Linked DNA regions of Homo sapiens: region 1 is linked to region 2. A link is a loop called in an ENCODE intact Hi-C map of the cell type or tissue named here. Cell type or tissue: endothelial cell of umbilical vein. All regions are shown on one strand. Region 1 has its middle 43 kb from the start of BHLHE40-AS1. Region 2 overlaps LOC124906209 (a long non-coding RNA gene).

The links. Peaks named below come from ENCODE experiments on the same cell type or tissue, not always from the same donor. Only the 100,000 strongest peaks of a DNase experiment are listed, where the experiment ranks them.
Region 1: it touches region 2 in a loop (8-fold over the local background); 32 of 110 quality-filtered maps call a loop at or near these places.

Annotation. Positions count from the first base shown.
Region 1 is chr3:5,022,092-5,024,591 of GRCh38, forward strand. No RefSeq gene overlaps it. Among named protein-coding and RNA genes, the nearest start is that of BHLHE40-AS1, 43 kb to the left of the region's middle. RefSeq lists enhancers at 629-1,828, 1,276-1,645. In endothelial cell of umbilical vein, no CTCF peak of the experiment used is centred here; a DNase peak (open chromatin) is centred at 1,380; H3K27ac peaks cover 2,500 bases.
Region 2 is chr3:4,854,882-4,857,381 of GRCh38, forward strand. The region is part of intron 2 of LOC124906209 (a long non-coding RNA gene); the gene reads right to left. Among named protein-coding and RNA genes, the nearest start is that of EGOT, 100 kb to the left of the region's middle. In endothelial cell of umbilical vein, no CTCF peak of the experiment used is centred here; DNase peaks (open chromatin) are centred at 980 and 2,280; H3K27ac peaks cover 2,500 bases.

The DNA of each region.
Region 1 (2,500 bases), 170 kb after region 2:
TAATCCTGATATTTTTGTTGAGAAGAAAGATCTCTTTCTAATGAGGTTGTTAAGCTCACAAAAGGTAAGACTAGAGCTACTGGGACAATTCCTTGTCATCTTATAGGCAGGCAGAGCTGAAAGATTAAAAAAACAACAAATCTCTAACACTAGCATTTGGGCACCTGGAAACAGCTATGCCTGAAGCCATCAGCTGGATCTTTTTTTTCCCCCTGTAGCTAATTTGAATCCAGTTTCTGTCTTGCAACTAAGAGTCCTCACTGACTAATTTGAGGCTTGCCTGATACCGAGGCTCATGTACCTTAAACCATCCCAGATTGACTCAACAGTATAGAGCCTAAAGAGAAAAAAGGAAAAACAAATAAAGCAAATACTTTCTCTTTCTCATTTCCTTTCATCTTATATAGATATGGTACCTCTGCTAACAATTGCTGGATGAGTGTACAAACATGTCCAAGACAATCCCTTCACATTACTACTTGTTAATGATCTCATTACCTGCATAAACATCATGATTCTTTGTGTCAGTATCATAGTTGTCCGTATCAAACCTGTGTCAATTCCATGAAAATATATCAAGCTCCATTTCTGGTGCCCCTTTGAGAAAACTAGAGTTGGTGAGACATAAGTAAGAATATACATTTTTCTTTTTCTTTTTTTTTTTTTTGAGATGGAGTTTCCCTTTTGTCACCCACGCTGGAGTATAGTGGCACAATCTCGGCTCACTGCAACCTCTGCCTCCTGGGTTCAAGCGATTCTCCTGCTTCAGCCTCCTGAGTATCTGGGATTACAGGCCTGTGCCACCACACCTGGCTAATTTTGTATTTTTAGCAGAGACAGGGTTTCACCATGTTGGCCAGGCTGGTCTCGAACTCTTGACCTCAAGTGACCCACCCACTTTGGCCTCCCAAAGTGCTGGGATTACAGGCGTGAGGCACTGTGCCCGCCCGAGAATCTGTGTTTTTCACTCATAGTTTGGGATTGTTCTTGCAGCTGAATACCTCTGAAATAATAATCAATGAATATTTCATTCAATAAATATTTACTATCCTCTTCCGTGTGCCAGTCTCCTAAGTTGTCTTAGGATAATAATTATTATCCTAAATCATCCCATTACTTCTTAGATATTTAGCATTCCAACAAACAGAAAACGAGCTCTCTCCTCTCCCTTCCCAAGGGTTTATGTCTTTCATCTCCTCCTTGGCTATCCAGGTTTCGACCTCGGAGTTGGCTTTAGCTGCTGGAGCCTTCCTGAACCCATCTGTTGGGATATTGAGTCACTGAGTCATAAAGAGGAATGTTTCTCACTAAACATCACACCAGAACAGATAGACTTCCAGCTGAGCCAGCTGGTGACCTGGCCGCCCCTGAGTGGAGAAAATGGGAGACGTGGGAGTTGGAAGGCACACCACGCAGACGGTCACCTCATGGTGACGTCACCTGCCAAACCGGTGACTCACCTCCCAATTCTCCCCTCTACCAGCCATATCTTGCTCACTTGGAATACCTGAGGGGAATACCAGCCTCCTGTGTTTAGTGAAAACACACGCTCGTGAGCTATTTTTTAAAGGCATGATGTTTTCTTGCTTTCAAGTGCAGGCCTGGGTTAAGACTGCTTCTGCTTTAATAAGTACCCAGGAGTCTGCTTTTAAAGAAAGACTTGGATAAGCATGGGGATTGCTATGTGGGTTACCTTTTTTTTCTTAAAATTTTTCATTGTAGTAAAATATGCATAACACATAATTTACCATTTTAACTTTTTTTTTTTTGGAGACAGAATTTCCTCTGTTACTGAAGCTAGAGTGCAGTGGTGTGATCACCGTTCATCGCAGCCTCACCCTCTAGGGCTCAATCAATCCTCCCACCTCAGCCTCCCACGAAGCTGGGACTACAGGCATGTGCCCCGACACCCAGCTAATTTTTTTTATTTTTTGGAGAGATGGGGTTTCACTATGCTGCTCAGGCTGGTCTCAAACTCCTGGGCTCAAGCGATCCACCCATGTCAGCCTCCCAAAATCCTGGGACTACAGGCGTGAGCCACCTTTTAACCATTTTTAAGTGCACAATTCAGAGGCATTAAGTACATTCACAACGTTGTGCAACCATCACTACCCATTCCTAGAGCTTGTTCAGCATCCCTTCAATTCATCACCAATTAAATTGTTCATTGAATTCTAATCAAACGAGAACTCCCCACTCCTCTCTCCCTCCAGCCCCCGGTACCTCTACTCTACTTCTGTATGTATAAATTTGTCTAGTCTAGGTGTTCCATATAAGTGGAATCATACAATACCGTCCTTTTGTGTCTGACTTATTTTACTTGGCATCATGTCTTCAACATTCATCATATTGTAGCACTTACCAGAATTTCATTCCTTTTTAAGGCTGAATAATATTTCATTGTATGTACATACTAGATTTAGTTTATCCATTCATTTATTGTTTTCACATCTCAGCTATTGTGGGTAGTTTACTTTCGAGTCCCTAAAGATCATTTGTT
Region 2 (2,500 bases):
AAGAGGGTCAATGCCTTTGAGGGGTAAAAAAAAGATTATTTTTGAAACTTCACTTAATCTGCTTGTTTTGGAGCCAAGGGCAAGGAGGAGTCTTTCATTAAGGAACGAATATCTAGCAGTGGCCCAAAAAGAAGGTGCATATAGAACTGAACATCAGGCAGTCACTACTCTTTTTGTTGCTAACTGACCATTCAATCCTATAAACTAACCATTAATCATAATGCCTCTGGCTCCGGTAACCCTGCTTCACAACATTCTCCAATTTGCTCCCTCTAACCAGGGGATCCCAATCTCTCTCTTCCTCCCTCTTTCAACTCTTATAACAAAGCTGTGATTTAGCATGGTCTCTACGAACGTGCAAATTCAGACCCACATATACTTTCATACTCCTCTCTCCACCCAACTCCCTTATCTAACAATGCTAAAAGATAATCCCTCAACAATTCAGGTAGTATTATGGCAGTTCTCATTACACCTGAAGAGACAGAGCACATTTAAGTAGCCTAAAGAAATTATGGCCATTTTGAATAACAAATTATGGTTCATCTATACATAAACCATATGTAAATCACTTGAGTTAGAGTCTCCCAACCAGATTTAACAAATTTTAGTATTTCTGCTAATACTAGAAATTTCACAATGGGCCAAAGGACTTAGGGGTGGATGGAAGTCTTTCATAGCTCTTTTTGTACCATTCCATAGGATTTTAAACCGAAACTCTGACATGCTTTGGATCTGTGTCCCCACCTAAATCTCATGTAGAACTGTAATCCCTGTTGTTGAAGGTGGGACCTGGTGGGAGGTGACTGGATCCTGGGGGCAGAGTTCTCATGAACGGTTTAGCACCATCTCTCCTTGATACTGTATAGTGAGTGAGTTCTCATGAGATCTGGTTGTTTAAAAGTGTGTAGCACCTCCTGCACCCTCTCTTCCTTCTACTCCAGCCATTTGAAGTGCTGGCCCGCTGTTTTCCTTCCGCCATGACTAAGTTTCCTGAGGCTTCGAGGCCCAGAAGCAGAGCAGATGACACCATGCTTCCTGTACAGACTGCAGAACCGTGAGCCAATTAAACCTTTTTTTCTATAAAGTACCCAGTCTCAGGCATTTTTTTATGGTAGTGTGAGAATGGACTAATATAAATTCTCATACTTATGGGTAGAGTACAGTACAACCAATTTGAAAAACAACTGAAGTTAAAAAAAAATAAACACACCTACTAAAAAATCCAGAAATCCTACTACCACGTATTAATCCAAAAGAAATGAAAATATATGTCTATACAAAAACCTGTATGCAAATTATAAACACCTTTATTGATATCACCTCAAACTGGAAACAAACCAAATGTCCATCAGCTAGTAAATGAATAAACAAATGGTGGTGCAAACATACAATGGCGATGGTGTGCAGGTGGCCCACAGCCCACACACCCAGGACTGCTAATGTTTGGGTTGACTCACGGTACTTTTACCCTTTTTAGCACATTCAGTGTGCACACTTTTTCAACTAAGTATTTCACAGAGTTGGGCAGGAGGGCAAGGGTCAAAAACCTGCTCACTAGAGAGCAAGGTAGCACTGGCAGTGAAACTTAAAATGATTTGTGCTCCTGATTTAAATAAAAATAATCAGTTGCCTGTGTTTTAGAACTTACAAATGGAACAGTCCTGTAGGTATGCTGCACTAGTTTCCCACTGTTGCTGTAACAAATTACCAAAAACTTAAAGGCGTAAAACAACACAAATTTATTATCTTACAGTTCTGCTTGTCCACGTTCCTTCTGAAGGCACTAGGGGAGAATCCATTTTCTTGCCTTTTTCAGGTTCAAGAGGCTGCCTCCGTTCCTTGGCTTGTGGCCTGACCCCATCTTCAAAGAGAGGAATGGCCAGTTGAGCCGTTTACACATTGCATCATTCTGACTCTGACTCTCCTGCCTTCCTCCTTCATTTATTAGGACACTTGTGATTCCATTGGTCCAACCTGCATAATCCAGGAAATCTCCCCATCTCAAAATCAGTAATCACATCTGCAATCTCCCTTTTGCCATGTAAGGCAACATATTCACAGGGTTTGGGGATTAGGACATGAACATCTTTAAGGGGGCCGCTATTCTGCCTACCACATTTGCTTAGGCAAAATCTAGACAGGTTAAAGACGAGAAAAACAAATCACATATTTCTTTTCAACTCTGACGGATTTGAATACAATTAGGAAGGTCACATTTTCTCATGGTCCAAACAGGCTGAACAAATCAGTTCATTAACATGATCGTATACACTGATAAAGCTATAAATGATTGCCCAAGAGACTGTTGCTTCCTTTTACATTCACTATTGCTATTCTTGGACAACCAGAAACAACTATAAAAAGATGTTTGCTTTTTTAGACACACACACACACACACACACACACGCACCCCCGATTAGAGACTTTCTTCCTCAGGTTTCATTTGCTAGGATTTGCACTTTAAAAGATCCAGTGAGGAACAAAGAAAATAAAAGTA